Regions from separate parts of the Mus musculus genome. Here region 1 is linked to region 2. Evidence: chromatin loops called from intact Hi-C (ENCODE). Cell type or tissue: left cerebral cortex. All regions are shown on one strand. Links, peaks and the distances in the headings refer to the core of each region. The heading gives the core; the rest is flanking DNA.

Region 1 (10,240 bases), core at 1,520-9,519, 260 kb before region 2:
AGAGATGGAACCCCAGAACTGATACTGTGAGTTGAAATGTGGGTGCTAGGAATGGAATCCTGGCCTTTTGGAGAAGTCGGTGTTCTTAGCTGCTGAGTCATCTCACCAAGTCCCATAAAAAATTATTTATGTGGGCTGGTGAGATGGCTCAGTGGGTAAGAGCACCCGACTGCTCTTCCAAAGGTCCGGAGTTCAAATCCCAGCAACCACATGGTGGCTCACAACCATCCATAACAAGATCTGATGCCCTCTTCTGGAGTGTCTGAAGACAGCTACAGTGTACTTACATATAATAAATAAATAAATAAATCTTTAAAAAAAAAATTATTTATGCTTATTCATGTATTTGTGTGTGTGCTTGCATTGCCATGACCTGAGTGTAGAAGTTAAATAATGGGCTAGAGAGATGGGTCAGTGGTTGAGAGCAGTGGCTGCTCTTCCAGAGGTCCCAGGTTCAATTCCCAGCAACCACATGGTAGCTCACAACTGTGTAACTCCAGTTCTAGGGGATCTGATGCCCTCACATATATGTAGATGTGGACAAACCACGAATACACATAAATTTTTTAAATTTTATTTTATTTTTATTAGGTATTTTCCTCATTTACATTTTCAATGCTATTCCAAAAGTCCGCCATACCCACCCCCCCCCCATCCACTACCCACCCACTCCCCCGTTTTGGCCCTGGGGTTCCCCTGTACTGGGGCATATACCGTTTGCAAGTCCAATGGGCCTCTCTTTGCAGTGATGGCCGACTAGGCCATCTTTTGATACATATGCAGCTAGAGTCAAGAGCTCCGGGGTATTGGTTAGTTCATAATGTTGTTCCACCTATAGGGTTGCAGTTCCCTTTAGCTCCTTGAGTAATTTCTCTAGCTCCTCCATTGGGGGCAGTGTGACCCATCCAATAGCTGACTGTGAGCATCCACTTCTGTGTTTGCTAGGCCCCGGCATAGTCTCACAAGAGACAGCTATAACTGGGTCCTTTCAGCAAAATCTTGCTAGTGTATGCAATGGTGTCAGCGTTTGGGCGCTGATTATGGGATGGATCCCTGCATATGGCAATCACTAGATGGTCCATCCTTTCGTCACAGCTCCAAATTTTGTCTCTGTAACTCCTTCAATGGGTGTTTTGTTCCCATTTCTAAGAAGGGGCAAAGTGTCCACACTTTGGTCTTCGTTCATAAAAATTTTTAAAAGAACTTAATGGACAGTCTGTAGATGTTCACTCTGTCCTTCTGCCACCTGGGTTTCAAGAACAGAGCTCCCATCGTCAGGCTTGGCAGCAGGTGCCCTTACCCAGCCATCTCGCCGGCCCCACAAACCGAAAAGATGTTGCTGCATTCTCTATTGTCCTAACCCACTGAGCATGGTGAGAGGTGATGCAACACAGTAATTGTGAGGGTGTGCTCTGTATTTAGCCAGTCCAACCTCCTTTACTCTATCATTGCCTCCCAAACACTTAAAATGTCTACCTACAAAGTTCTCCCATTTCAGAAAAAGACTTGACCCAATTCTTCAGTTGTGGGCCTCTTTGAACTCAATTTTCCAAATCTGGAAAAATGGGAATATTAATATTCTTCCTAGGGTACTGACACAGGTGCTTTATATAAATTAACTCCACAGTACCTGGGACACAATTTAATATTTAATTGGTATAATATACACTATAAACCATTATATATTATAGCATATCATATAATATATAAGCACACACATATACAGATACACATACACACACACACACACACACACACACACATATATATATATATGATTAGGATTAAGTGAGGAGATTGCCGACTAGATTAGTACCAAGCTGGTCCTCTAAACACTACTGTCCACCCCAATCCTCAGAATGTGGACTAGTTTGGAATAGGGTCTTCGTAAACATCATGAGTTAAGATGAGCCAAGCACAGGGGTACATGCTTATACATCCACCTATTGTGATTTCCAGGCCAGCATGGTCTATATAAAGAGACACCAGCTCACAAAAGAAAACAGTCATAGTGCTCTCTAAGTCCCATATGTCTAAGTGTCTTTATGAAAGAGGAGGACATATAGAAAGAAATACTGAGGCAAAAGGGAAGGCGGCCAGGTCGAGATAGAGGCAGACACTGGGGTGATGCAAGAGCCAAGAAGTGCCAGGGAGTGCCTGGAGCCACAAATCAGGAGACAGTCATGGGATGGGTGTCTTCACAGCCCCCAGAAGGACACAACCTGTCAACAACTGCTTGAAGACCTCTGGCCTCCAGACAGAGAGAACATGCTGTGTTGTTCTAAGCCGCCCACTCGGTGGTGATTTGTTAACAACAGTTTATGACAGGGCAGTGACCAGACCTGGGTTTGTTGTCTTCATTTCCAGTATAACCTCTTTTGCTCTACCATGGCCTTCCAGGCCAGCAACAAACACTTAGGACATCTACGGTGCATTTGCCAATTGAGGAAAAAAGGGGGAAAAAATTGACCCAAATTGCAATCTTTTAGTACTTAAATGACATGAAGTCGTTGCCGGAACACGGGAACCATTTAATAAATATTAATGGACAAGCTGATTACACCAAATACCCCAGAACGCGGTGGACCGTGTTTACCTATTCAAGACATTGTGAGCCTATTTTCTCGCTCTACGTGCCAAGGACCCTAAGCTTATTTACAAGTTTTCCACATTAAGTCATAAGGTTCCAGAACTCACAGACACCGTTGAAGGCTGAAGGTTATCTGAGGCGCAGAGCCCTGCCTGTTCACTACCCCAGGGGTGATAAGTTGAAAGCCATCTAAACATTCTCAGGACTCTGAGTCTTACAAGGCAAGGATGACCTCATCCTGTTGAGCTTTTCTACCCTGGCTCAGGAATGGGCTTAAAGGAACCCGGAGCGTCCGTCCGGAGCTGCTCGGTGCTGTAAAGGATGTGGGTCACATGGTACTGTTTCCATTAGGTCAGCTTTGGAGTAGAATGGGTGGTGGTGGATTAATAGCTACAAAGGGAGGGAGAGGAAGGCTGGGCGAGCTGATTCACTGGAGCAAATCTTGGAGTGAGTCAGAATCCAGCAGAAAAATAGCCTGTTGTCCCACATCTGCCTCATTGTCTGGCAATGAGACACTTCCTCCGTGCATACCCACAGGCAAAGCAAAGGAAGGAGGAGGAAATGGATTCTTTTCAGGCTCCGTGGTACTATTCCTATACCTAATACTGTGACTTTAAATCACTTCGGACATTGTGTCCTATTCTGAGAGGTCTCCTTTGGCCATGGTGGTCTGCAGCACACTGTGTGGCCAAGAAGGATCTCAAATTCCTGCTTCTCCTCTGCCTCCATCTCCCACAGGATGGGATTTACAGGTGTGCACACCCTATCCAACAAGGCTGTCTTTCTGAATACAGAGCATGCTGTCTTTGCGAAACTCTTAGTGCTCTAGGTCATTGTTCCACAAGCACGGGGGCTGTACTGTAGCATCTCTGCATGCTGTCTCCAAGCCTGCAATGGAGTTGCTGGCTTTACTCTGCTGCTATGCTAATCACCACCCTTCCCTCTCAACAGGCCCCCCCACCACCCCCACCCCCACCCCCCACCCCCCCCCACCCCCGGTGGAAACTGGTGGCTGGTTAGCAGACTGTGGCACAGATTTGGTGTTATTCTTGTCATTTTTCTTTTCCAGTTCTTAACTCTATAGCCTTCCTCCGGTTCTCTTGGTTTCTTTGACTTCGTCTTCTCATCTTAATTTCTTACAGTGCTATCCACATTGCAGGGTAAGACAGTCTTCCCACACAGCACTGACACAGATAGTATATGGATGAACGAAGCGCTGTGTGGACAAGAAATACTGTTTGACTTCCTCTAAACCGTGATTACTTGGGCTGGGTATCTCTTTACCCAGACTGTAAACTGTACCTGTCTCGAGGGCTGTTTGCCTAGGGCAGTGGTTCTCAACCTTCCTAGTGCTACTGTCCTTTAATACAGTTCCTCATGTTATAGTGACTCCCTCAAACATAATTACGCTGCTACTTCATAACTGTAATTTTGCTGTTCTAGATTGTAATGTAGATATTTTTATAATGGTTGTCTAGGGGGTCGTGACCCACAGGTTGAGAACCATGAGCAGAGGGCTTTTTGTGTGTGTGTGTGTGTGTGTGTGTGTGTCCCTAATAGTCTCTTGCTGAATATTGTGAAAATTAGGAATAATGTATTCCGCGTAATATGTTACTTGTGCACTCAAATACTTGAGTTCTTATATGTACGTGTTACAAGTTCTTTAAAGCAATGCGGCTATTTAAACAGTTCAGTCACTTGTGGTGCTGAAGTGCAGGCTATGTATGGTAGAGTGCAATCTCTTCCCTCCAGGTCTTGTTTCTATCACTAAGATCTGCATTCCTGTGCTCAAGAGGCCAGCCATTTCCCCTCATCCTACTGTTCCGTTTCGGCTTCGTTACAAATGCATGGTCCACGGTATGACGGGGCCCAAACATATAAAATAGCCCCCCACATACATGAATGGCAAGCACAGTGTGGGGAAACACCAGGTAAGTTTGCAGCTATTTGGCTTTGCCCTGAAAGGCAAGTCGGTAGGGGTTATGCTCTCTACCAGGTGCTTCCACCCCAGCGTCTCCCTTTGTGTACATAGTGTGATGTGGTAAAGAAGATGGTCTTGCGCCCTTGCTTTCCAGCACCACACCCAAGGGGGAGAGAGAGAGAGAGAGAGGGAGAGAGAGAGAGAGAGAGAGGGGGGGGGGGCAAAGAAGACACGTTACTAGGTTTTCAATACTAATTCGAAAACAAACGCTAAAACTCACTTCTTTTATTCACATTTTAGATAAACCCTCAATTAAGCCACCACAAGGTGTTCCCAGGGTCCTGAAAAGTTGCAGAACCCGGGCGGAGACCAGAGCGAGCACAGACTCCAGCGGACCAGAGGAGGGTACTTCCTCCCGGAAGTGACGCCAGCTCAATCCCAGCCTGGCTCTCCCAAACAAAAGGGATCTTGCGGCCCCAGGAGGAGCCGGGATGACTTTGGAGAAGCCCCGCCTTCAGGCGGCGAGGATTGGTTTCAGAGCCGCAAGGGTAAAGCTATGATTGGCGAGGGTATCTGCCTGTCACTGCCGCCGGCGGGTAAGGGGCGGGTCCTGGGAGGCTGGGGATGGGGAGCGGGCGGCGGAGGCGGCGGCGGGGAAGGATCCCGGAGCGCCGAGGCCAGGTACGGAGCGTGGGCTCGGGGCTCTGCGGTGCCGGGGGAGCCGGGTCTCCGAGAGAGCCTCCTGGCCCGGAGCGTGAGTGGCTTTCAGCAGAAGTCCCTGTCGGGGTAGGGATGGTCCCCCTAGGGGGCGGGGCCGCCGCCTCCAGATCCCGGGATTCCCCAAGGAGGCGTCGCGGCATCCTCCGGGGTCTTTACGATTGTTCATTGTCTCTCGCTAGCCTCCGCCCCTCAGCAGGGGTCTCCTCCTGACCTGTCTCACTCTAGGTCGCCTTTTGCCCAGCCCTAGCCTCAGAGTGGTACTGGTGGGTACCGTTTTCTAGGCTGCAGCCCCCACCCCTATATTGGATCCCTGCGAATTCAGACATCCTTTCCCACATCTGTCCCTGCTGGCAAGCGTGGGTCCAGAACTAGGGTTCTGTATAAGATTTAAACACACACACACAAACCAGCGTTTTCCTTATGAGGGATGGGCGAGGGGGAGAAAAAAAGACGAAACCCAGACAGACACCTCCAACAGCCAAAGCGGCCTTTCCCCCTCTTTTAGCTCTTCCCATCCCCCAGCCTGTGATTGCTCCTACAGCCTCCCCAGATCCTGTATTCTCTTTCTGAGTGTTGAAAGCTCCCCGGCTTAAATTATACATTATCTTCTTCCCATCGCCCTTTGTACCTTTCTTGCCCTTTCTGTTTCTTTTGGGAGAAACCAGCTTTTAGGGGCTTTTTAGGTTTGAGTTGCCTTTCGATTTTGCTTTCTACCCGGTTTCTTCTCTTGAGAACTTAGTAGGGAAGCATCCGCATATTTCATAGCAAGGTGGGTGTGTTAGCTTTCAGCAGAGCTGGCCTTGTGTGGGTAGGAATGCAGTGTGTATTGTTTGACAGTCACTGAATAATACCATATTTTCAAATGAAATGGTGCCGAGGAGTCAGTAAATGCCTTTGCAGAAGGAGTCCCCATCTCCCAATTTGGAGTGGGCTGGTCCGTTGCTCAGGGAAACTGCAGTTAACCTTGAAGGTGTATGGCAGGTTGAAACAAAAGACAGGAAGTATTTGAACAAAATTCAGGTTCAGTTGGCTAGGTTTATAATTAATCTGGTCCTGTGGCCTCTGAGTACTGTCTCACCCCTCTTTTATAGTGGGATTTTACCCTCAAAGGAAACGAATATACATGTAATGTGGTGGTGTCTAGCACACCATCATCATCAACCAAAATTTAAAGCATTAAAATAAAAGGTACTTTTCAGTTTCAGAGAGAAGGGCAGATAAAAGCCTTGGGAATTCAATTTTCACGTCTCTGTAGAGTCCCTGTAAAGATCTACTAAAGTCTTTGGCATTTTAGCAGTTGCAAAGTACAAATGATTTTGTCCTGACATTAATGTCATTGAATCTCCAGTCATCATCTGTGGCCAGCAGTACCACCTATTAATTTTTCCATATTTTTAGCATTTTAAGTTTTTATCTCAAGTTCATTTTCCTGTTGGTTATTTATAGCTGATAGAGGCGAGGTGCGGAGTTGCAATCAGAGAGGGTGATTGTAGTGGCTGTTGTCTGCAGCCTTCCTGAGTAGACTTCCTGAAGGTAATTAGTTTTGAGTAGTCAGGTTCCTAGGTTTCAGAGCCACTCTAGGGGGCTGCAGATCTGTTCCATGATTGTTTCCAGATATGTAGTGAGAGGAAGCACAAAGAAGAAACTGTATGCAGGGTCTCTCCCACAAACACAAAGTTTATTGCCATAGGAGGGAGAGATACATTATCCCAGAAATAGCAGCAGGGGTTTAAAAAAAAAAAAACCCTAGAAGTAAAACAGGAAAGCCCTAAAAGATGTGTCTCATTACCTGAGTAGAGAAGGGAAATAAACTAAGGTAGGAGACGTCAGGAGACCCAGGGAGCAGTGATTTCCAGGGCCTGGACAAACAGGAGAAGCAGAGTAATCTCATTGATGTTTTGGCACAATAAACAAGACCTGTTTGATATACCTTTGGATCTGGAGGGTTTGTTTTATTTAATCAAGAGTGGAGCACTGTGTCTCGCTATGTTTCTGAAGATTATGTAGCCCAGGGTGGCTTTCCCGTTCCTGTTGGGATTACAGCGTGTACTCCGATGTTCAACTCTGGGAGAATTCGTTCCTCTAACCATTTCAGTGTCATTTTTGGTCATGTTAGATGAAGAAAAGCATTGTGTGCAGACAGTGTGTGTGTGTGTGCGCGTGTGCGTGTGCGTGTGCGTGTATGTGCGTGTTTAGTGCATTTCGTTAAATTATTCTTAGACTGCATGAAGTCTTTGTAGCTTCCACAGTGCCCAATACGAACACTGAATTTAGTCTAAAGTTCTCACCTAAGAGTCAAACTAAGACAGATAACATCTAATAAAGTATGGCACATCTTGTTAGTTTAAACCATCTGCCTTCTTGTCTTTGTGTAATTTGATTTTTCCATATCTGACATAATAGGAAATTGCAATATCTGAAGTGGCTAAAATATTGACTTTCCTATGAGAAAATACCTCTGGTTAGGTGCTGTATATAATTTCTTTTTTACTGTCATGAATTCTGAGCCATACTTATAAACATGATCAATTGTAGTCATTTTAAAGATATATATGTACAAGAATCTGACCTAATGGGGATGGAGTGAGTTCTGAAGAACATGTTAGGAACTATTGGTTAATTTTTATTTTAGTTTCTGGGTATTTGGTTTGACCCTAGTGTGCTGGCTAGTTTATGTCAACTTCACACAAGCTAGAGTTATCTGGAAAGAGGGAAACTCAGTTGAGAAAAATGCCCTCACCGGATTGGCCTGTGGGCAAGCCTGTAGGGCATGTTCTTGATTGATGATTGTTGTTGAGAGTGCCCAGCCCACCCTGGGCGGTGCTCTCCCTAGGCTTGGGGCCTGAGTGTTATAAACTGGCTGAGCAAGTGGGTAAATTGTGTTCCTAATCCTCGATGGCTTCTGCCTCATTTTCTCAGTCCAGATTTCCACGTTAAGTTCCTGCCGCCTCGAATTCCATCAGTGATAGAGTGTGAGCTGAGAGTTGTAAGAGGAAGTAAACCCTTTCCTTCCCAGGTTGCTTTTGATTGTGGTGTTTTCAATTCTAAGAAGGGGCAAAGTGTCCACACTTTGGTCTTCGTTCTTCTTCAGTTTCATGCATTTAGCAAATTGTATCTTATATCTTGGGTATCCTAAGTTTCTGGGCTAGTATCCACTTATCAGTGAGTACATATTGTGTGAGTTCCTTTGTGAATGTGTTACCTCACTCAGGATGATGCCCTCCAGGTCCATCCATTTGCCTAGGAATTTCATAAATTCATTCTTTTTAATAGCTGAGTGGTGTTTTAGTATAGCGATAGAAACCAAACTAAGACAGCTGCTCTCCTTTAAGGGTTTGGGGGGGGGGGGGTTGTTTCGTGCTTTTCTCTTAATCCTGTGCTGGATGGGGCTTGAACTTCAAACCTTCCACCTGAGCCATACCGACAATCCCAATTTTTGTGCTTTTATTTACTCCCAGTTGTATTAACAGTACACAGGACTTCATGGGTCCTTAACAGTAGTCATTCAGATTCTCTTGGTGAGTGCCATATCCCTGATTTGTTACAGGTCTGTGCCAAATCAGAATCACACTGATGGGGCTCCCGGTTGGTTTTCTTACAAGAGTTTGAATTCTCAGCTTTTCTGTGGTGTTTCTCAGAGACTGCCATTGGACTGATGTTGAGTGGCATGAGGTGAAGAGAGGCTGTTTCTAGTTCAGAGCCCTTCAGTTGTGAGCTAGAAACAGAAGAGTTTTCTGGTTTTAAAGATTGTGTGAACCTACTGCCAGCATGTTTGTATAGGTCTACTAAGCAAGGTGCCTCTTAGGAAATGGTCATTGAGAGATACTATTATGAACATTGTTGTTATTAGCACTTGGCGCGTGAGTTATGGAAATTAATGTACACACCCCTTTCTGCTCTCTGGAGGGGAGGCAAGAGGCTCTCCTTTGAGACTACCTACTAGTCCAAGTGAAAGAGAGGAAGAAGAGAAAAGATACTAAAAGGTCTACTTTAGCAAAAGTGAAGTAGTGTTTGTTGGTTGGTTTTGTTTTAAATTTGTCTGTAAATAGCTACGGTTTGGGCTAGAGAGACACTCAGTGGTTAAGAGCACTTAGTGCTCTTACAGAGGACCCAGCTTCAATCCCAGCACACACACGGAAACTCAGAACCATCCTTCACTCCAGTTCCAGAGGATCCAACATCTTCTTCTGATGTCTACCAGCACTTATGGACGCTGTAGACAAAACACTCATACACTTAATAAAATAAGATCTAAATAGCTGAGGTCCCTGGGTTGAGGAAAACAGAGTTGTACAGGTCATAATGTAACACATCTGAGCCAATGATTTTTTTTTTGAGAGCATATAGCTGTGCATTCAGATCGTGTGTGTGTGTGTGTGTGTGTGTGTGTGTGTGTGTGTGTGTAAAACAAAGGCAAGAGACAGGTTACCACCAGTTGTTCCAGATGCCTGCCACTCTGCAACTTTTCTGAATGGGTTTGTGTGTGGTATGCTTATAAGATTTAAGAAATTTTCAATGATAATTTTCATTTAAAGCATTTGAAAACTACCTTCCTTGTTGATCTAAAAGGAATAAGTTGACGGCCAATCAAAAATGGATGGGAAAGAAATAGGGGTGGGAAATTGAGAATGGAGGTGGAGGATGGCAAGGGTTTGGGGGCTGAAGACAGGACTTCACGGTAGCTTTGAAGTAAAGAATGCAAAGTCTATCCAAACTCAGTGTATCAAGTGCATTGACACATTCCATCTCAATGTGTCTTTGCTGTTAAAAGAATTCTGTTTCAGCAACAAAGATTATAACCCATAATTGTTAGTAAACTAGAAAGGAAAATTAGCACAAAAACTCCTGCCTCTGAGCCTAGTGAGCACTGAAATGTGTGGGACCTTGTGTGGAGTCCAGGAGACGGGGGAAAGGGGTAGAAAGAGAAGCAAGGATATATTGCTTTAACAAGGCACAAGGGGCTGGGGAGTTGGCTCAGTTAGTCCGGGCTTGGTTGCATAAGTGTGAAG
Region 2 (10,240 bases), core at 818-8,817:
CAGGGCTCTGGTAGAGTGTTTGTTCTTATTGTTATGGTTTTTAAAAAGATCCACAGGTGAGTGTGATATGTGGAGCCAGGGTTGAAAACCACTGAGTTAGGATTTACTGGCCTCTCCCTCAGAATTTCTGACCAAATTGGTGGCTGCCTCCAGGGATGAGAACTCCCACTCTGTTCCTTTGCAGCACAGTGCCGTTTGCTTTGAACAGTTTCCAGGCCCCCCACCCTATAACTGGCTCTGTCCCACAGACCTTCACAGCAGGCCTTCTGCCCTCTTCCGGGCTCTGCGATTCTCTTACTCATCTCCAAGTACCCAGTGTCTTGTCTGTACCTCCCTGGCAGCTTTGTCCCCTAGAGCAGGTCTGTCACCGTGGTTCCTCCTAGGCCTATCTGATCTTTAAAGCCCTGTGTCTGCACTCTAGGTGGGCTCTGTGGAAGAGTTCCAAGGCCAAGAACGCAGCGTCATCCTCATCTCCACCGTCCGAAGCAGCCAGAGCTTTGTACAGCTGGATCTAGACTTTAACCTCGGTTTCCTTAAGAACCCCAAGGTTGGTAGGCTTGTGGGTGGCGTGAGTCCTTCCATGGGGCCTGTCCCTTTGATGACATCACCGCTTCCTCCATCCAGAGGTTCAATGTTGCTGTGACCCGAGCCAAGGCTTTGCTCATCGTAGTGGGCAACCCCCTCCTCCTAGGCCACGACCCAGACTGGAAAACGTAAGTGTTCCCAGCCCCCATAGTTGCTCTTAGCCACCGTGAGCCCCAGCCTGGGGCAGGTTTGTCCTCGACAAGCACTGGCTTACTTCTCCCTTAGTCCTCAGAGCTGTTGGTGTTAACAATGCCCACCCTGTATTAATAAGTGAGGTGGAGCAACTCTGCCTCAGATGTGACAGTGCCGAGCAGAGGCCGCCAGACTCGGCTCCTTGGCAGTTCCCCATGCATGCCGATGTTCTGAACCCCACAGGTTCCTGGAGTTCTGTAAAGAAAACGGGGGATATACCGGGTGCCCCTTTCCTGCCAAACTGGACCTGCAGCAGGGACAGGACTTGCTCCAAGGTCTGAGCAAACTCAGCCCCTCTACCTCAGGTATGGATGGGCCCTGCTGGGCCAGGGAGGTGAAGTGTGGGAAGCCGGCAGGATAACCAAGGATGTCTCTTTTTTTTCTCCCAGGGCCCCGCCGTCACCAGAATCTCCCCCAGGAGCGGGAGGGTGAAGGGGGCCTGCCCTTACAAGTGGAGCCAGAGTGGAGAAATGAGCTCTGAGGCCACAGCCGCCCGCCTTCTCACACCAGCCAAGCCTTATTGCTGCCTATCCCTGACCCAGAACCCAGCTCTCCTGTCCCTGCAAGAGATGGGAAGGCCGGGAAGTTTACAGCCCAGACCATTCCGCCCCTTCCTCTGCTAGGGAAGACAACCCAAGCTGCTAAAACTCGGAGGAAGGGGGAGGAAGAAAGCTTTTTTTTTTTTTTAAACCCTCTCCTTTGCAGTGCTGGGGATCGAACCCAGAGCCTCAAATATGCTAGGCAAGCACTCTGCCCCTGAGCTGCTTTAAGAAAAACAAAATGCTGTTCTATGCAAAAGCCTCTTGCGTGTGTCTCATCAGCCTGGTCTTGCTTCCTGTGCCCCCAAGATGACCCTCCAGGAGGGTTTCTGCCTAGAGCCACGCCCCTTCATAGCTGCTTAGCGGGGAGGAAACCCGATGGACAGGGAACCAACCCACAGGCATCTATGTTTAGCCAATGGTCCAGACCACTCCCCTCACCCACCCAGGCAGTCTGCCAAACATGACCTCATCCTGTACTAGACTCCACCCTGTCCCCTGCTGCCTCCGCCCCCAGCCCTGCCTCAGCAGACAGGGGCCCAGCCTAGCCAGCAACTTGGAAATGAAGAGGAAAAGATGGGACTCCAGGCTCACAGCCAAGGTAGGCCAGTAAAGACAGGAAGCTGCCACACACGGTGCAACCTTTGACCTTTATTCATGTCCCCACCAAGTTAAGTCAAATAACAAGGCTACTACCCAAAGCAGAAACCCCAGTCCCTACCCTAGACTCCTCCTGTGAGCCAAAAATATATAAAGTGCTGGTGTGTAATATGGGGAAGGCCAGAGGGACTAAGAGCCCCACCCCCTGGACCACCGCTTCTGGAGGAGGAGCCCTGCTCAGGAAAGGCAGGGCACCAGCCCGGTTCCCAGAGGCAGGGAGGAAGGGCCTAGCAGCCCCCACTTGGGGCTGGGAAACTCATGCAGTCCTGGGCAGAAAGGAACCAAAAAAGAAACTGGCAGCATGGAGTCCTACAAGGATGGCGTGGGGGAGGGTAACTGTACCCCTGGGAAGGGAAGGGTGGGAGGGTTGAGGAAGCTTTGGGGAAGTCAGAGAATGGGACAGCCCCTCCGGCGCTTATTCTTCCGGACCTGTAGGCCCGCCCGAGTGGCCATCTCAAATACCTCCCGCACCCCTTCCTTAGTCTTGGCCGAGCACTCGAGGTAGCCAAAGGCACTGATCCTGTTTGCCATGTCCCGGCCTTCCTCAGATCGAACCGGCTCCTGATAAGACAAGATACAGGGTCAAAAGAAGGGGTAACTGAGCATCCTCCAGACTGGCCCTGCAGAATTCCTAGGTCCAGCTACCACGGCCAGTTTCCAGGCTGGGGACATAAGACCCAGGTTGCCATTGCAGAATTCTGTCTGATCCCTCCCCCGCCCAGCCTCACCCCTACGGCACCCATTCCCCCCCTGAACAAGTACCTACTGCCCAACTGACTTCATACTCCGTCTTCTCTAGTCTGGTGGCGCTCAGCCTTCTAGTGCTGCAACCCTCTAATACAGTTCCTCATGTTGTGGGGACACCCCCCCACTATAAAATTATTTTTGTTGCTACCTCATAACTGTAGTTTTGCTACTGTTATGAATCGTGATGTAAATACCTAATATGCAGGATATCTAACATGCAGCCCCAAAGGGGTCATGACCCACAGGCTGAGACTGTTCTCGTCTATACTACATAGCTACCAGAGTACTTTTACTAACAGAGACTGAACCCCCACCTAAAGCCTTAATTAGCCTCCCAAGATAGCCTACCTTCCCCTAAGTAAAACAGTCCACTGGCTAGAGTTATTTAGCAAGTCCTCGAGTACTCACCCCTCTGAGCCTTCTCCCAGCAGTGTATAATGCCCTCCCTCCCCAGGGAACTCTTAACACACAGCCCCCACACCCTCGGGCAAGTCGCTTCTCTGATACTTCAGTTACTTGGGGGCCCTTCTAGTTCTTCCCAGCATTCGGACAGGACAGCAGATGAACGTCACAGTCCCGCTACCACTGGCTATCAGCTGTTTGCATCTCGGCTGGGAAACTTGCCTCACCACCAGCAGCGCAGCCCCACCCACCTGTTTCATCTTGGCCAGCTCTCTCCTGGTATGCTCATCTTGCCTCAGGTCCTTTTTATTCCCCACTAGGATGATGGGCACGTTGGGACAAAAGTGCTTCACCTCTGGGGTCCACTTCTCAGGAATGTTTTCTGCAGAGATATCACCAAAACGTGGATGTACCCACTTCTACTTAGCAACAGAAGCCAGGTCTTCTATAGCAGCCCTGGAGTCTACTGAACAGGCAGTACCTTGCACAGCTCAAAGCCCTTTGCAGTGAACACTCCTCACCCCAAGGGCTACTGTCTCTATAGCAAAGGAGACTTGCAGGACCTACATGCTCCCAAGATTCTTCCAAAGCCTTACCCAAACTGTCAGGGCTGTCAATGGAGAAACACATGAGGATGACGTCAGTGTCCGGGTAGGAGAGAGGCCGCAGGCGATCGTAGTCTTCTTGCCCAGCTGTGTCCCACAGAGCCAGCTCCACCTGACACACAAGGCTATTGAGCAGTTGGCCTGAGGGCCCCAACCCTACCACCCTGAGGCCCTCTGAAATCACTCATCCTATAAGCTAGCTGAACAACATCTTAACTGCTCGCTATGTGCTGGGTTGTATTGATCAGTCACAAAACCAATGATCCACTTCTCTTAAGATCTAAGATGGGTTTGATCTTGGTGTAGTATGAGCTGCCACTGTCAGCAGCATTTAGTTCTTAGGACAACCCTTTGGGAGAAGTCTCACTCTCATTCACATTTTGCAGTAGGGAGAAGTTAAGCCCACAGGCAAAAGGGACTTGGCTCAGATTCCAGAGCCAGTATGTGGTCCAACCAGATAGTGCATCCAGGTTTTCTACAGTTCCAGTTTCACTTCCTAACTTCTGCTGGTTCCAGCAGGGAAATAAAGAAGGAGGTGGGTGGTAAGGAAGGACATCCATGGGCCCCGTGTGACTGGGGGAACAGGCTTCCCAGCCAGGAAAACAAGAAATACATGGCTTTCACCTGCTTGCCATCCACTTCGATGTCGGCTATATAGTTCTCAAAGACGGTAGGCACGTAGACCTCTGGAAACTGATCTTTGCTGAAGACAATGAGGAGGCAGGTCTTCCCACAGGCACCGTCACCCACAATCACCAGCTTCTTTCGGATCGCAGCCATGGCTGAAACTGGCAGGCAGGTGGCAGTGGGGATTTGAGGAGGGGAAAGCCAGTAAATTCAATAACACTTATCTAGCCACCCACCCCCTCAAGCCTGCCTAGAAACCACAGCATCCAGCAAAGGAAGAGAAGAGGGTTCGCCAAGGCCTGTTCTTGCCAAGAACCAATCCTGCAGGCAGAAGACCTTACAACTTCATCTCTCCAGCTGCCTGTTAGGTGGATGGTGGCCTTCCCATTTGAAAACAAAACAAAAAACTCTTTATTGGCCGAGGCACATACACATGTGGTGGTAAAAGACAAGTCAGTCTACCTTTGCATGGGGTCCTGGAATCAAACTCAGGTGACTATGCTTGCTTTGCAAGCACCACGCCCACTGAGCATCTCCCGGGTCCCTCTCGCTGACTCCGGGCCTTCCTGACATAAGCAGGAAACTGAGGCTCAGTGTGGTTTAGACAAAAGTACAGGGACAGCTCTCAAAACAGGACTTTGTGATGCAGTCTGTCTTGCCTACATGGCACTTCACAGGTGAGAGCAGAAGTGGGAGAAGCTAAGCCAGAGGCCAGTGGAAGCAGGCTGGCTTCCCTGACCCACCCCCTTCCCTTCCCCAAAGTCTCAAGTCACACAAAGAAGGCTCAGTCCTGGCAGCTCACGGTCAGGCAGCCTGTTCCGCTGCCTCCCCACCACCACCACCACCCATCCCCTTTTCTGGGCCTGGCAGCAACACTGGGTCACTCAGCCCCTGACAGGGGACAATGACCACACTGTGGGGAGCCACACATCTATCACAGCATTGCTGTGACGGAGCTAAACCCACTCGGGAATCACCTCCACCCACTCTCTGGAACAGCCCCTTCCTCCTTGTGACCAGCTGACCCTTAGGCCCAGCAGACACCTCCCTGTGACTCAAGATAAGGAAGGAGTCAGCTTCTCAGAGTTTATATGTGTCCTACACCCCAGCACACGTGAACGAGCAGTTCAGACCACAGGGAGCTGACCGGGTCAGTGAGGTCTCCAGACCTACACAGCCTGGCAAGGATCATGCCAGACAGAGTAGAGATGAAGCGAAGGCTGTGGGGGAGGGAACCAGAGCCTGGGCTGGGAGGAGCCTCCAAAGAAAGGACTAGTGAGGATCAGTCTAAGCTTTTGACCAGGCAGGGAGCAGTTAAGAAGGGCACAGTAACCTGAGCTCAGCCCCAAACTTGGCTTTGCCTTTCAGTCCCACATCCTGTCTGGCTCTGCTCAACTCTTAGCTCCCTACAAACCACCTCAAACCCTGGCCTGTGCCTGCCTTTTAGGAAGCAGAGTACTCCAGCCCCAGGCTGATTCTTTTCAGCATCAGGCGCCTGGGTGGTTCCTCCCTCCCCTACACCTACACACACACACACACACACACACACACACAAAACTGGGATGTGAGGAAAGAGGACATGAGTCACAGAGAATTTATAGGAGTTGCGTATGCACAGCCACACTTACCACCCCCCATCTCAAGGGGCTTTCCCTGGTACCCCCGAAAGACTGGGAAGAAGGCATTCGCTATGCTGCATATCTCCTTCAAAAATGAGGTCTGAGAGGTATATCCAGGTAACCCACAGGATTTCCTCCAACTTCCCCACCTACTCCCATTAATTCAACCAGTCTAGCTGTACACAGGCTGGCGGGGACAGCCCCAAGCCAGGGTGGGCAGTGTGGATGGAGCGTGATCCCTAGGACACTTAAACACTAGTCACATCCCCATGCGTGAGCCCCGGCTGTCCCACAGCAGCAAGGCGGCTGAGCATCTGATGGTGGGAGGCAGAGGCCGGAACTTCGTGGCTGTGTTAGAGCCTCCAGCTCCGAAGACTTTGCATCTAGGCTCTGCTTAGGCCAGAATAATTGGGGACTCAGGCCAAGCCGGGACATTAGGCCGAAGGCCAACATGGCATGGATGGCCTGGCTAACACTCCCTGTGAAAGGCGGCTCCAGCGGAACTGCCCCACTAACCCTAAGAGAGACAACGAAAACTTCACCCAGGGCCGGGAGAGGGGTCTGGAACTTCTGGGACCTTCCCTAGGACAAGCCACTAGCCTTCCTTATTCTCTTGATTTCCCAGGTGATCCAACAGGCCTTTGTACTCTGCTCCCCCCGAGATCTAGGCGAGGAATCACTCTTCGGGCAACACCTTTTCCTTAACTTTAAAGCCAGAAGTCAAGGAAGAGCTGGACTCCAGCTTTCAGCCCAATTCCCTAACACTCCCTAACTTCCCAAGAGGGTACGAGGAAGAGTTGGGGATTGGGGTGTTTTGTTCTTCCCCACCCCCCTTCACTCTCAGACACATATACACAACACAGGAGCGGGATCTTTCCTAGTCTTCTCAACCTCTCAGCTCAGATCAGCTCCAAAACCCGTCTAGGGCGGCGTCCAGACCCGCCAAGCAGTAGCAGCCTCCAGTGGTCACATCCCATCCCTATTCCCGCCATTCCCCATCCCAGGCCAGAACTCCCACCCCTAGCCAGCCTGAGGCCCTGTTTCTTACTCCCTGCCCGGAACTGGAGCGTCTGGGTTGAGTCGCTCACGGAGATCTAAGTGTGTCCCTGGCCCAGCTAGGGAGGTCCAGAAAGGAAAGACTCAGAAAGGGAAGGACTCTGGGCTCTGGTTCGAGAGCTTGGAAGGCTAGAGCGCCTGGCCCACAGCTTGGGGCGCTCTCTCTTGCCTGGCCCGGAACACCCCCCGCCCCCCAAGCCGCTCCCGGAGCGATCCGGGAATCGGGAAAGTGCTCTCCTCCGAGGTCAGTTCCCACGACGCCTCGCCACCCACCAGCTGGGGCCCCGGTACCTTGGGCTCCACCGCCTCCAGCTGCGCGGCCAGTGCCGGAGGCTGAGACTGACCCGGGCCCCGCCCCACTCTCCAGCACCGCTCTGGGGCGGGTCCATCAAGGGAAGGGGGGGGGGGTCGACGGGGGCGGCCCTTAGCTTGGCCCGCCTCCGCTCCCGGCCCCGGGCGGCCGCAGGTCACCCCGGCTGAGGACCCGGCAAGGGGCGTAGGGCTGGCTGGAGCTGGAGGAACTGTGCCCGGAGATGTCTGGATTGCTGGGTGGTGAGCGGGCGGGTGGGACCCCGGATAACTCGGCCTCTGCCCCACTTCCAACCCGTGGGGGGCGGACCAGCTTCGGGAAAGTTGAGCGGCTTCCAGGGTGGGGTCAGCGAGGGCCACTGCTGCCCTCGCGTGGCCATCCAGACCTCGAAGCTCCAGTATTTCCTACACCCTACCCGTGACCGAGGGGATGGGTTATACAGAAGCTGCCCACTCTCTTATCCAGGAATCACTGCAGTAAGTGCAACGTGACGCTATCCAGAGCCCTGGAGACCTTTTGTGATCTGCAGTCCCCAGCCACCATCGCCTTAAAAGTCCCTTCCTTCCTTCGCTGGGAATTTCCCGACGTCCTGTTAAGAGCACACTCCTGGAAGTGCTGCCGTGTCCTCAGCTGGAAACTGACCTCACACTCCTATTGTATTGTTGTGCTGTTGATCCCAATCTGAGGTGTTACTTACCTGATCCTGTATCTCCTTCCTTATAAAGAGCCAAAGAAATGGGTGTATAAGGAAATCTACCAATGCTTTATTTACTAGTGCTGGATACTTTAAACACACAGGTCTCTAACTCTGGAATAAGTTCACCCATACCCGTTCCCTTTTGCCTGTAAAGAAAATGAAGCCCAGAGAAGTGGTTTCTCACTATTTGTGACAGCAGGAATTTCCAGTGAGGTGAGCCACGATGACACACAAGAAGCAAAGGCAGATGGATCTCTATGAGTTAATTCCAGGCCATCCTGGGCTACAAAAACTAAATCAGTCAAATTTACAAGCAGGCCTGTGAGGCACCCAGGCAGGTGCTGGCTGCCTGCTGCCTGCCATGCTCCCCCTCCTACCTGCCCTCTGTACCATTCAACCAAACTCTGCTCGTCATAGGTTTCAACAAGTATTTCCCAGAATAAATGTATGTCATATGGAGTCTACTGCAGGTGCAGCTGGCCGGGTGGTTCATGCCTGTCATCTCAGCACTCCCGAGGGGGCAGAGTTACCACAAATTCCAGGCCAACATAGGCTGTGGAGTGAAGCTGTCTCAAATCCAGGCAGACAACATACGTAGACACTCACTCAGGATTGGAAGCATGGACCATACATTTGATAAATCATATAACTGAGGTGAAGGGTGTTTTGTCCACCAGGCCTCTGAATTCATTCAGTAAACATTGGTTGAATGTGAACTGAAAACTATGTACTAACCATGAAACTCTGCCTTCAGATAACGTATAGTCTAGCCCAGCAGTGGTGGTGCATGCCTTTAATCCCAGCTCTTGAGAGACCAAAGCAGGAGGATCTCTATGAGTTTGAGGCCACCCTAGTGTCCCAAAACTACTTAGCTAATTCTAGGACAGCCAAGGCTACACAAAGAAACCCTATCTTGAACAAAACATAGATAAAAATAAGCAAACAAACTTACAGTCTAAATGAAGAACAGACAGTCGAACATAGCTAACAGTTCTTGAAGCTTTATTATGTGAACCTTGTCCTTCCCCACCCATACCATGTTTAGTTCTTACGAGGCATTATTGTTATCTACAGTTTAATGAGGCGTGGAGGCTCAAAGAAGTTAGTGTTTGGGGGTCAAAACACTCAGACTTACAAGTCCCTGCTCTTGGGGCTGGAGAGATTGCTCATGGTTAAAAGCACTGGCTGCTCTTCTAGAGGACCTTGGTTCAATTCCCAGCACCCACATGGCAGCACACAACTGTCTATAACTCCAGTTCCAGGGAGTTTCAGTTCCAACACCCTCATACAGACACATGCGCAGGCCAAACACCAATGCACATGAAACTAAAAATAAATTAAAAAAAAAAAATAAAGAGTCCCCTGCTCTTAATGGCTACTTCCCATTGGCTCCTCCTACAGACAGTTATAATCCTGGAGGTAATTGCCTTGGCAGCATCTAGGGGCTGTAGGGTACTCAGTCCTGGAGAGCAGATGAAATAGTCAAGAAAAGGTAGTGTGGGATATAAACTAAGTTGGAGCTATGACAAGCCAGAGTTTGGAGGCAGGAGGGTGGTAAAGATAGTGAAACAGTAGCTGGAATCACATTATGAAGGTTCTGAGATGCCATGCTCAGGACTTTAACCTTAGTTCTCTTCTGGGCATAACAATGAGTCACTGAAGTTAGGAAGTTGGTGTAATAAAGTGCTAATGTGGTGATGAGGAAGGCAGAAAAGAAATAAAGGTAAGTATGAAAGAGCTTTAACTGATCAACAAACAGTATAGTCACACATCCATTCCTTAATAGAGATGTTATAAGGATTGTTGCTAGGGAATTTCATCATTGTGTAAATAGCAGTAAGTGTCCTCACACAAACCTAGATGATCCAACCTAGGACACAGCTCGGCTACATTGTATATACCATCATATAGACAGCTGATTTCCGGAAACATTACATGGACTGCATGACTGAAGTAGCCAAGAATTGTGAAGCCAGGTGTGATCAATGGCTGCATTACTAACTTGCGCAGCCATGATGATACCCACTGAAAGGATGAAACAGGAGAATTATTTATGGGGGAAATTCATGAATTCAGTTTAAGGTGTGTGGAAGTAACAGAGTTCTGTGGAGGAGATGGCTGGCATGTGTGGGCTCAAAGCTCAGCAGAGGTTTGGGCTAGACACCCAGGCTTGGCAGACATCGACAGATGGAAGAAGCCAC

What was found. Hi-C counts contacts between places; a loop is a spot of excess contacts. Peaks named below come from ENCODE experiments on the same cell type or tissue, not always from the same donor. Only the 100,000 strongest peaks of a DNase experiment are listed, where the experiment ranks them.
Region 1: it touches region 2 in a loop (11-fold over the local background); 18 of 42 quality-filtered maps call a loop at or near these places.

The regions. Positions count from the first base shown.
Region 1 is chr3:105,047,852-105,058,091 of GRCm38, reverse strand. Cttnbp2nl (CTTNBP2 N-terminal like) reads left to right here and starts at 5,139. Exons shown (of 6, transcript NM_001163332.1): 1 at 5,139-5,192. In left cerebral cortex, for the core only: no CTCF peak of the experiment used is centred there; DNase peaks (open chromatin) are centred at 5,018, 5,696, 5,983, 8,085 and 3 more places; H3K4me3 peaks cover 3,349 bases; H3K27ac peaks cover 5,353 bases.
Region 2 is chr3:104,786,167-104,796,406 of GRCm38, reverse strand. It overlaps Rhoc (ras homolog family member C), which reads right to left and starts at 7,373. Exons shown (of 5, transcript NM_007484.2): 1 at 7,324-7,373; 2 at 4,355-4,518; 3 at 3,722-3,842; 4 at 3,377-3,507; 5 at 1,948-2,537. The coding sequence starts at 4,510. The coding sequence ends at 2,364. Mov10 (Mov10 RISC complex RNA helicase) reads left to right here. Exons shown (of 20, transcript NM_008619.2): 17 at 422-547; 18 at 625-713; 19 at 961-1,082; 20 at 1,167-1,575. The coding sequence ends at 1,258. In left cerebral cortex, for the core only: CTCF peaks have their summits at 4,537 and 7,707 (motif pointing left); DNase peaks (open chromatin) are centred at 5,891, 6,290, 7,367, 7,678 and 5 more places; H3K4me3 peaks cover 1,930 bases; H3K27ac peaks cover 4,155 bases.